Regions from separate parts of the Homo sapiens genome. Here region 1 is linked to region 2. Evidence: chromatin contacts called from ENCODE Hi-C or POLR2A ChIA-PET data. All regions are on one chromosome and are shown on one strand. The core of a region is the stretch at or near the end of the contact, and the rest is flanking DNA. Distances in the headings are between cores, read along the strand shown. Region 1 overlaps LINC03041 (long intergenic non-protein coding RNA 3041). Region 2 holds the start of LINC03041 (long intergenic non-protein coding RNA 3041).

The links. A loop is a pair of places that touch in the nucleus more often than their neighbours do. ChIA-PET counts read pairs that join two places held with the same protein, here RNA polymerase II (POLR2A). Pooled maps may share reads with other maps.
Region 1: a map of sigmoid colon shows a loop between it and region 2 (2.7-fold over the local background). The contact joins the enhancer-like site here to the promoter of LINC03041 in region 2. A Hi-C loop is called at or near these places in 7 of 168 maps with a recorded cell type or tissue (aorta, endothelial cell of umbilical vein, gastrocnemius medialis and 3 more) and 2 of 50 pooled maps. POLR2A ChIA-PET finds 5 or more read pairs at or near these places in 2 of 52 experiments (WTC11 and endothelial cell of umbilical vein).

Annotation. Positions count from the first base shown.
Region 1 is chr9:16,212,604-16,215,303 of GRCh38, reverse strand. It overlaps LINC03041 (long intergenic non-protein coding RNA 3041), which reads left to right. Exons shown (of 4, transcript NR_171034.1): 3 at 25-88. Among named protein-coding and RNA genes, the nearest start is that of LINC03041, 62 kb to the left of the region's middle. Within about 2 kb of position 1,348, at least 14 of the 41 ENCODE cell types and tissues checked have a DNase peak (open chromatin) inside an H3K27ac peak, as active enhancers do; they include heart right ventricle and sigmoid colon, where a contact is called at or near this core.
Region 2 is chr9:16,274,965-16,277,664 of GRCh38, reverse strand. LINC03041 (long intergenic non-protein coding RNA 3041) reads left to right here and starts at 1,352. Exons shown (of 4, transcript NR_171034.1): 1 at 1,352-1,434.

The sequences.
Region 1 (2,700 bases), core at 99-2,598, 62 kb after region 2:
ACCCACCTCGTTTTTGTTCTGCAGGTGTTGGAAAGAGGATGCAACCATCCCCAACAGGGAAGGGTGGAAAATGCTGCACTGTGCATGGGTGAGTGTGCACATGTGTGTATGTGTGGTCCTGGGAGCAAGGGCCGGGCAGGGACCAGTCTGCAAAACAACATTAAGAAACCGAAACATTTTCCACTGAGAAACAGAATTACTGCCCATGGAATTCTTACCCAGCCTGAGAAGCGAGCAGCAGCCCCTCCTTTTCATTAGTTAAACAAAGAGGGTTATTTTTCAAATGAAAACTTTCAGTGTGGAAAACAATCTAATTCCCGGGGCTTTTTGAGAAGTGAGATTCTCAGTGCTCCAATAAACATATCTACGTGGATATGCAGCTGCAAAGGCAGTGTCGGTGCGCTGACCAAACGAGAGGGCAGGCTTGGCCAGTGGGGGACACGGGGACTTAGCTTCAGGCCTCTCATAACAATCCCAGGTAGAAAGGCCAACAGAGGGAATGAACCGTGGCCTGGAAGATTTGAACTGTTCTGCGAGAGAAAAAAAGCGAAAACAAAAATATTTTCTGTAAGTCCATTAAATGATCTCCTTTCTTCCTCCAAGTCAATGAACTCCTTCTGGTCGGAAAATAATCTGCAAACTCAAGCCCTGCTTGGTTCAGTGGGGTGTGTTCCGCCTTATTGAATTCCTGGCCTTCAGAGATCTTTCAAAAAAAAAAAAAAAAAAAACTTGCACCCACTTATGAACCCGTGGGGTAATGTCAGCTTTCTTTTGAGGGGTTCTCTTCATGAAAGCTCCTGGGTACTTGCATTTGTTTAAGAGCGGGCAAGAATAGGAAGGCAGACTGCCAGGGTTCAAATTTTAGCTCTACCACTTAAAAATAGTGTGTGCTTACTCTCTCTGGACCTCAGCTTGCCCATCTGCAAACAGGAGTAAGAACGGTACCTACATCACAGAGTTTTCATAAAGATTACATGAGAAAGTGCTTACAAAGTGCTTACCACAGTTTCTGGACAAAGGAAGACCTCAAAGTGTGGCCATTATTATGAAGTCAAAGGGACATGGCATATGGTCACAGACCTGAACTTTTTAAATTAATAAATATCATTCTTTCAGGTTTCTACTTTTCCCATCTCACTAATGGAAAGCATGTTGTTTAAAAAAATAAAAGCAGACACAAAATAGCCTCTCTTCAAATCAGAGCTTCCTTCTCTAATCAGTCCGTGAATGTTTCGGGGAGTGCTCTATTTAACTTGGCTGGCCCCTGGTTTTGCCGTGAGTAATACACTGGGCTTCATTTCAAACTCCACACAGCCAAGATCACTGGATACTTGAGCTTCCCCAAGCTGAGTTGATACAGCTGCTCTGCCCCTGGTCACTGGTGAGTTGTCCCTGTGGATTCCAAAAGGTCTGAATACAAACAGGCCAAGGTGCATGGGCCAGCCGAGATGGTCAAGGACATGGGTTCCCACTGAGCAGGTGTCCAGGTGAGACAGACAAGACTGAGGAGGCCTGGGGAGCCCTACAGTGAAGTCAGAAGAAACTGAGACAGACAGAGGGTGGCCAGAGATTATGGAGAGAGGGGCCTCGCTGACACTTGGGGAGACCAGTGTTGCTTGGAGCATCCTTGCTCTTACAAAGGCAGCATAGGTGGTTGAAAGAAACCATCCTGATTTTGACGTTGCCACAATGATAAACGAAGGGCATGAAAACTCTCCAAATTAGGGTCTCTGAGACCAATTAGGTCAGACGATGAAGATAGATTTGCTTGAAAAATAAAATTGAGTATGGCTTTCTTTTAAACAAGGCTTCATTTCAAACGGACCTGAATAAACCAAATTCAATTTAGACATGTTATTCCCCAGGAACTTAGCTCTGGCATGAAATAAGGCTTGCCTGAGGCCACTTGAGAACCGCAGTCTGTGGGACAGCCCTGTGATGGACAAATAGAGTAGAGTGTTAATTTTGAGGCCTGTCGAACCCCAGTGACAGGCGGGCTGGTAAACAGATTGAAGAAGCTAATGACTATTTAGTGCTTTCCAGGACAGGAAATGTCTCTTTGGCTTCTGAGGTAGCAACACCCTTACCTTAAAAGGTTTGGATTGATGATCTGGGCCCAATAAAAGCCCCTTCTGAAATCTGTTGGGAAGCCCAAGCAGCATTTCAAAAGTGAAAGATAATGAAGATGTTCTAGAAGCAATATCATTATAAGTATACATTATAAATGATAATTACAATTAATCATATTAGCCTTCATAATCCCCCAACATTATAACTCAACAATGGTAGATTCATCTTCCTTGTGTTCTTTGGAAGAAGATTTTTGCCTTGAGCTACACATTTTCTCCTTTAATTTGACTTGTGGTGGTTTCTGCTTTCTGACTGATTCTCCGTCTCCTGAAGACAGGCATGTGATGGGGAGGGAGGTTTGGGAATTAGATGAAGTTGTGGGGTCATGATGCCCGGCAAGTTCTAGAACCCCAGAATTTACTTGGCCCCTGAAGGAGACACTCGAACAGCCCATCTTGTTATTTCAATGCTGTCAGAACTCTTTCTTTCATGCCTCTACATGTGAATCCATGGTCAGGCGTTCCCCAATCCCCGCTGCAATCTAAATCGGCCTCCTCCTTTTATTCTCTCTCATAATTCCCTCTTCTTTCTCCCCAAGCATTAATCATGGTTTTTAATCATTTCTTTATA
Region 2 (2,700 bases), core at 103-2,602:
GCCGCTGCTGCTGTGAGTGCTGAAGTCAGCTGAACCAGACCAGTAAGGGGCCAGCAGATGCGCAGATGTTTCTTGGGTGGCGAGAGTTATTTTTTGTTAAGTCTATCTTATTTATTTATTTATTTTTGCAACATTTTCTTTCCTGATTACTAAAGTAATTGCTGTTTGGGGATGGTGGGGACATTGTCTGAATTTTTAATTTAAAAAGTAGTAAAGGACAATTTGTAGTAGGGGACAATTTGAAACAGAGGTCCCTGTTTTGTGTGTGTGTGTGTGTGTGTGCATGCGTGTGTGTGTGTGTCTATTTCTTGCTCCCTCCCTATCTCTTTCTGTCTGTATCTTACAATCTTAGGTCCTCTGTCTGTCTTCCTTCTTCTGTATGTATCTCTCTGTTCTCAGTAACCCAGCAGAGCACGTTGTGGCCCTCTGTACCCCCAGCACTGTCCCCACAACTGAGCACTTTGCCACTTAACTCTTGGTGGCTTGGGCGGCTGGGTCCACGGGCTCCTTTGAGGTTAGGAGCACCCCAGGGTGTGAGCTTTCCAAGACCACTTTCTCCCGGAGGCTGCAGGAACGGCCTCACTGCCATGCCGCTTTCAGCTGCTGTGATTCAGTGTCTCTGGTCTGCAGATCAGCTGGGCGATTCTCCCGTCAGCCCACATTGATTTTCCTGTAGATTACATTACCTCCAATCACAAAAGAAATTGTGCTTTCTCTCCTGGAGTGTCAGGGCAAAATGAATAGCAAACATTTTCCTGCAGGCAGCTCAGCTTTTCTGTCAAAGCCCACTTGAGCAGGCAGAGCACCGTCCTTGCTCCCCGAACCCCCAAATCTTTTCTCTCCAACTCAGTGGAAAAGTTTCTGGGATGAGGTGGGACATCAGATGCAACTTGGAACGCACAAGATATCCAATTATGCCTCAGTGAGATCCTTCGGTATCTTAAGACCTTCTAAATTATGGAATTAAGAGGGTTTAGAGGGGGAAAAGAGCGGGTGACACCAGATGTGTTAAGAATTTAGAATGTGCTTCTTCATATATTAAAAAAGACTCTTTGAATATCATCAAAGAGATTGAGCAATTTTTATTCCTTTTAAAAGTACTGATTGGGGTCTCTGGTCTCTGGCTGGTATGTGTGTGTGTGTGAGTGTGTCGGGAGGCTGTATCACAAGGGCCTCTCTTTCTACGCTTGGTTGGTGCCAGGTCCACTTTCTGAAACCCTGGCATGCAGGGCGAGCCTTGCTTGTGTGGGCGGCTTTGGCACGGAGTCCTGGCACGGTGGATGAAGAGAAGCGTCAGCACTTTTCAAACAACTAACTAGCAGCAGAAGGCGGGCGCCAATCTCCAAAGTGGGCTTTGTGGGAGAGAGGTCTGTGTCTGGGCAAACAACCTGCTTGTAGAGGCTGGAAGAGGAAAAGGCCAAAGACACCTGAAAAGTAAGAGAGAATCTTCTCTAGGGACACTGGGGAGCCACATAAACACACGTGCCTGCCCAGTTGAGCATGGGTTTCTGTGTATCCCACGTGTGTGTCATGAGATACTTATAGCAAGAATTTTCATTGATAACTTAGCCAATGTTTATTGAACAACAACCATGGGCCAGACACTGGGTCAATGCTCTACCTATCATTGACCTATCTTTTCACTTGTCATCTAAATTGAATCCTCGCAGTGGGAAAGGCAGTGTCATCCCTGTTGACGTGATCTGGAAACAGTGCGTTAGAGAGTATAGGAGACTTGCCAAGGTATTATGGATTGAATTGTGTCCCTGACCCCAAGAAATGTGTTGAAATCCTAACCTTCCCCACCTGTGAATGTGACGTTATTTGGAAAAAGGGTCTTTGTGGATGATCAAGTTAGGAAGGAGTCATTAGGATGGGTCCTGATCCAATATGACTGGTAGAAAAACCAGGGAGATTTGGACACAGAGGGAAGACCATGTGAAGACTCAGGGAGAAGAGGAAGGACAGCCATCTGTAAGCCAAGGAATGCCAGCGATTTCTAGGAGGGAGGCCTAGACGAGATCCTTCCCCCACAGTCCTCAGAAAGAGCCAACCCTGCCAACAGCCTGATAGCGAACTTTTAGCTTCCAGAACCATGAGACAATATATGTTTGTTGTTGAAGCCACTTAGCCTGTGATACTTTGTATGGGAGCCCCAGGAAGTAACTACACAAGCTCACCCAAACTGTGGGTGGTGGAGCTGGTGTGTATGTGTCCAGGCCCTGCCTGTCCCCGCAGTTATGCAGTGTAGCCTGCACACTGCTGGTTTCCTTGATGAGGGCCCAGCCAGTGCCTGGATGTGCTCCCGTGGGCCTTGGATGTTTAGGAGTTGGTATGTTGGGATGGTTTGGGGGCAGAGGCCAAAGGGAGACTTTATGATGAATCTAGCGTCTTATATATACTTTTGCTTACAGGTCTAGGAATCTGCTAATTTTATCATTTATATAAAGAACCTTAAAATGTGTATATCTTTTGACCTATTGCTAGAAATCTATTAAAATAATGATAAAAATGGTGACATATTTCTGTAGAATTATATATCATAGTACTACTTACGAAACAGGTAGGAACGTTCCACATCCCAGGAATGTATGAAATGCCACATTTCCATATTTTCTAAAGTGAAATGAAATCTGATAGAAGTTGACACTAGCCAAGGGTGGTGAGAAGAACTCTGAATTCCTCTACCCCAGCTGGGTT